2 separate regions of the Homo sapiens genome follow, and region 1 is linked to region 2. Evidence: read pairs that join two places in POLR2A ChIA-PET (ENCODE). Cell type or tissue: GM12878. All regions are shown on one strand. Links, peaks and the distances in the headings refer to the core of each region. The heading gives the core; the rest is flanking DNA. Region 1 overlaps LOC105373785 (a long non-coding RNA gene). Region 2 overlaps CALCRL-AS1 (CALCRL and TFPI antisense RNA 1).

What was found. Peaks named below come from ENCODE experiments on the same cell type or tissue, not always from the same donor. Only the 100,000 strongest peaks of a DNase experiment are listed, where the experiment ranks them.
Region 1: POLR2A ChIA-PET joins it to region 2 with 5 read pairs; 1 of 35 experiments calls an interaction of 5 or more read pairs at or near these places.

Annotation. Positions count from the first base shown.
Region 1 is chr2:186,476,627-186,479,547 of GRCh38, forward strand. The region is part of intron 1 of LOC105373785 (a long non-coding RNA gene); the gene reads right to left. Among named protein-coding and RNA genes, the nearest start is that of ZC3H15, 8.2 kb to the right of the region's middle. In GM12878, for the core only: no CTCF peak of the experiment used is centred there; a DNase peak (open chromatin) is centred at 1,345.
Region 2 is chr2:187,168,217-187,171,137 of GRCh38, forward strand. All of the region lies in intron 1 of CALCRL-AS1 (CALCRL and TFPI antisense RNA 1), which reads left to right. Among named protein-coding and RNA genes, the nearest start is that of CALCRL-AS1, 170 kb to the left of the region's middle. In GM12878, for the core only: no CTCF peak of the experiment used is centred there; DNase peaks (open chromatin) are centred at 1,045 and 1,315; H3K27ac peaks cover 480 bases.

The sequences.
Region 1 (2,921 bases), core at 101-2,600, 690 kb before region 2:
ACTTAAATGTTAGACCTAAAACCATAAAAACCCTAGAAGAAAACCTAGGCATTACCATTCAGGACATAGGCATGGGCAAGGACTTCATGTCTAAAACACAAAAAGCAATGGCAACAAAAGCCAAAATTGACAAATGGGATCTAATTAAACTAAAGAGCTTCTGCACAGCAAAAGAAACTACCATCAGAGTGAACAGGCAACCTACAAAATGGGAGAAAATTTTCACAACCTACTCATCTGACAAAGGGCTAATATCTGGAATCTACAATGAACTCAAACAAATTTACAAGAAAAAAACAACCCCATCAAAAAGTGGGCAAAGGACATGAACAGACACTTCTCAAAAGAAGACATTTATGCAGCCAAAAAACACATGAAAAAATGCTCACCATCACTGGCCATCAGAGAAATGCAAATCAAAACCACAATGAGATACCATCTCACACCAGTTAGAATGGCAATCATTAAAAAGTCAGGAAACAACAGGTGCTGGAGAGGATGTGGAGAAATAGGAACACTTTTACACTGTTGGTGGGACTGTAAACTAGTTCAACCATTGTGGAAGACAGTGTGGCGATTCCTCAGGGATCTAGAACTAGAAATACCATTTGACCCAGCCATCCCATTACTGGGTATATACCCAAAGGACTATAAATCATACTGCTATAAAGACACATGCACACGTATGTTTATTGCAGCACTATTCACAATAGCAAAGACTTGGAACCAACCCAAATGTCCAACAATGATAGACTGGATTAAGAAAATGTGGCACATATACACCATGGAATACTATGCAGCCATAAAAAATGATGAGTTCATGTCCTTTGTGGGGACATGAATGAAACTGGAAATCATCATTCTCAGTAAACTATCGCAAGGACAAAAAACCAAACACCGCATGTTCTCACTCATAGATGGGAATTGAACAATGAGAACACATGGACCACAGGAAGGGGAACATCACACTCTCGGGACTGTTGTGGGGTGGGGGGAGGGGGGAGGGATAGCATTAGGAGATATACCTAATGCTAAATGACGAGTTAATGGGTGCAGCACACCAGCATGGCACATGTATACATATGTAACTAACCTGCACATTGTGCACATGTACCCTAAAACTTGAAGTATAATAATAATAAAAAAATAAATAAATAAAATAAAATAAAATAAAGAAATGTCTTGCGGGAAAGGGAAAACACCCTTCTGGCTTAGAGTCTCTCATGAGGTTACAGTCAAATATTGACTGGGGCTACAGTAATCTAAAGGCTTGAGTGGGACTAGAGGATTCATTTCCACAATGGTTCACCCATGTGGCTGTTGGTAAAGGTCTTAGTCTGTCGCTAGCTTTTTACAGATGTCTCAGTTCCTCACTGGCTATTAGCAAGAAGCCTTTATTCCTCACCACATGGATCTCTTCACAGGCTGCTTGAGTGTTTTCACAACATTACAAATAGATTTCACCAGATCAAACAATGAGGAAGAGAGAGAGGGAGACAGAAAGAGTCAGAGAGTGAGCGAGTGAGCCAGAGAGACACAGAGAAAGCTACAGTACTTTTTATGCCATAGAAATTATACACTGTTACTTCTGCTTTAATTTTATTTATTGGGAGTAAGCCATTAAATCCAGCCCAACACTAAAAAAGAGGGGAATTAAGCTCCACCTCTTAAGAGTATCAATTAATTTATGAATGTATTTTATACTACCACAGACTTCTACATTTTATTTCCTGAATGTTGCTGCTACTTAAGGGTCTTACCTCTGCCCTCTTATCATCATATTCACCCTCCCTGAGTGATCTCAACTATTCCCATTGTTTCAATTGTCATCTATATTATAGAGGAATCTAAAATCAGTTTCTAGCCTCGATACATTTCCCAAACCCATATTTGTATTTTCAACTACCAATTATCCTACATCTCCACCTAGAAAGCCAATACAATCTGTCCAAAACTAAACTTCTGTTTTTCTTCCCCATTGCTCCAATTTGGCTCTTTATATCTTCAATCCAATTACCCACGTTAGAAAACATGAATCATCCTCAATTCCTACTTCTCCTTCTTACCTCTCATATCCTTTGATATGGATTTATCCCTACTGTTTATGCCTTCTAAATAACTCTCTATTTATTTTCTTCTCATCATCATTACCATCTTTGTACAGGCTGTCATCATTCTTCTCCAAGTCTACTGCAGTAGCCTAATAACTGATTTCTCTACGTCTAGTCTCTCCCCATTCTAATTTACTTTTTGTCATATTTATCTTGGCTAAAATATAGATGTGAGCTCATATATCTCTATAAAAGCCTTGAATGGCTCACCAATAACCAGTTTAAAGAGCCCAAGCTCTTTAAAATGATATATAAGGCCCTTTAAAATCTGATCCTAATATGTTTTAGCTTCATCTCATCACTGTCTCAACAAACCTTCACCAAATAATTGTCATTCCCTGAAAATGACATGTACTTGCACACATTCACATATTTGCACATGCTATTTCCTCTGCCCGCAATACCCACTACTCTCTGCTCTGCTAGGGAAACTCCTGTTTCCAGAGTTCAAATAGCACCTCTTTCACGAAGCTCTCTCTGACTTCCCTAGGTGGGAAGTCATTTCATCTACTATGGTTCCACATTATCTTCCATATACTGATGGCATATCTTTGTTAACCTATACTTTGTGAATGACTTTAGGACTGATTCAGTTTCAAACGTTTTGTCCTTTTGTCTTTGTATGAACATGAATAAATGTTTCAGACTGTTTTCCATTATTTAATTCAGAAAATATAATTGCTAGTGACAATTGCTGGCCCCCTCCAGGACTTCCAGAATAATCTGCTGCTGGAAAAGACCTCTCTCACAGAATTTTTGAAATCTTTTCTCATTTTGTGTTGTTAATCTGCATCATTGAAGAAGACGAAG
Region 2 (2,921 bases), core at 91-2,590:
ACAACAAGGGAAAAGTTTACAAAGCTTTTTTTTTTTTCTTCACAATTTTACCCAGAACCAGCTCTGATAGTTACCATGGTCATAAGTTGAAATGAGAGTACCATTTTTTTCCTATTCTTACTGCAGACCAGGGTAATGAGATTTACCTCTGAACAATGAATGATCAAAGAGGCTTTTACCTACTGTTCCTTCAGGAAGCAAGTTTATCTCATGGTAAGCTAGTAGAGTATAGAAATCTAAATATCAAACTATAAATTCTGGAACTCAATTTGAATGTCAGAGTGGTAAGGGAAGAACACTGGGCTCAGACAGACCGAGAGATAATAACAATAATAGTATAGCAATAACAGCTATTTTTGAGCAATAAATATTTATGATCACTGTGCTAGCATTACCTTGTATCCTTAGAATAACTCAAGGTAGGTTTCATAACACCTGATTATAAGGCAGGGAACAGGTTTAGAGAGATTAAGTCAATTATCCAGCATCACAGCATCAGTCATTCAGGTAGTAAGGAAGAGAATCAGGATTATGTCATTATGTCATAGGCCTGTCTTAGCCCTAAAGAGTACTCCTTACTTACTACTAGGTTAACATTGCCTCTCAAATGCAGACTCCACCAATGTTATTTTTATGTCTTTAAGCCTCAATTTTCTCATTTTTAAAATGTTGATAACAATCTTCACAGAGTGAAAGAATTGTGTGCAAACCGACTGACTCACAATAGCTATAAAACTTCTCTTTCTAGTCAGATTCTAGACTTTCAGTTGTCAGTATATTGCTAGATAATTTTAACAGTCAAATATACATAACTATAATGCATGTTTAGATATTAGAAATAATAGTTTGAAAAAATTGCCAGGATAAAATCTCTACAACTTATCAGAGGTTAGAATAGGAATATGTATTCAGTAATTCATATTACCTAATTTTACCCAGATCTCTTCTTGTTGCTACATCCTCAAAATAATAATTTGACATTCCCTTCAACTTTCTTTTTTTTTCAGTCATGTATTTTTAGGTTTTCGAATTAACAGGAAAAAAAAAATTAGCACTGTTCTCTTTTCTCCACAGCCTTCATTTGTTTCATTTCCTCTTTTGTCACCTATCTCCTAGGCAACAAAGCAAACAAAGGAAAACCTTTTATTATCAAAAAATTAAAATAAAGAATTCAGATAAAAATTGAGGAATTGATGAGAATTGTCTGTTGAGGCTTATGTAACTGAAAAGAAAAGCAAACACTTGTTTTTTTTTAACTTCTTCCATTAACACACCAGCTGCCTCTCTAGGAACCCTCAGTGTGAAGCTGGCCCCAGAGGCCTCACTAGTGAGGGTTTGACAGTCTACAATCAACATTTGATCTTGAGCTTCTCTCCCTTACACATATCGTTATTTTTCTTTTCTTTACATGAAACTATATGTCCTGTCAGGATAAAATTACTTTACGTGTTCAAAGTAAACAAAATTGTTCATTCTAGTAAAATATCCCTCAGAAGTTTCTTCCAGGAAAACCCTAAACCAGACAAAAACTTTACAAGATTTTTTAGTTATGGTTTCAATATGTCTGCAAGTGATTTATTTTTCATAGTTCTTAAAATTTTGCTTGAAAATTATTTGCTTTTAATTCAAGAAATCCCTGCTATAATTCTCATTTGAAGAAAAAAATGTGCCAGTGAAATTTGTTAAATAAAATAATAGTTCTGAAGTAAATCAATAGCCAAACATCTACAGTGGATTTAGTGTGTAAAGGGTGGTTATGAGGCTTGGGTTATGTGGCCAGGGTGAAGCAGGATATTTCCCTGAACACTTCACTCTGGCGGGAACTGGAATGCACGGGTACTTGAACTAGCCAGCTGATTTGGCACTGGCAGGGGTGAACTCTACTCACTCAGACCTGCTGTGCTCCACCCCTCATGGGAAGGGGAGCACACAGGTGTGTGGGTACAAGAGCTGGGGCGAGTGCTTTTGGGTGCCAGCAAGGGCAAACTCTGTAGCAGCCCCATGGCAGCATCTGGAGGTGGGGGTGCCCATGACCCCTGAAGCCCCAGAAGTGTTACAGTACTGTTTTAGGTCTGCTGTCCATGGATGGCTTAAGTGTTAACAGCTCAGTGGAGCATCAGTGTGACAGCCTTTTGCACCTGCATTCATGGCACCCAAATTCTTGTCCAGCATCCAGGAGGAATAAGGTTGCACAAATAAATTGGAGATGGTAAATGTGGGGGATTTTATTTCCAATGAAAGTGGTTCTTAGCAGGAAGGGGAGCTGAAAAGGAGATGGAGTGGAGAGGTAATCTTCCCTTGAAGTCTGGCCATCCCCAGCTAGACTCCTCTCTGAAGCTACACTGTCAAGCTGTCCCCCTGAAGTCAAGCCACTTCTCTCCAACGTCCAGCTGTAGTCACTGACTTCCAGCTGCTTCTCCTCTCTCTGCTAGCTAAGCCTGGGTTTTTTGCGGGGAGGGGCAAAAGATGGGGGCGAGGTGGGCCATGGATGGTTTTGGAAAAGGCAACATTCAAGTGCAAAAACAGGGATGTAATTTCTCACTTTGGGCCATGGCATCGGGCTTTTCAGCTTGAGGGTGGGGCCCTCACCAGGGACCTGACATCTTCTGACCAGAATTTCCCTGCCTCCTGTCCCTATCATTTCCTCACTCTGAAAAGGCACATCTAACTGCTATTAGAATATGAATGATGGCCTGGCATGGTGGCTCAAGCCTGTAATCTCAGCACTTTGGGATGCCAAGGCAGGCGGATCGCCTGAGGTCAGGAGTTTGAGACCAGCCTGGCCAACATGGTGAAACCCCATCTCTACTAAAAATACAAAAATTAGCCAGTCATGGTGGCACATGCCTGTAATCCTAGCTATTCAGGAGGCTGAGGCAGGAGAATCGCTTGAAAACTCGGGAGGCAGAGGTTGCAGTGAG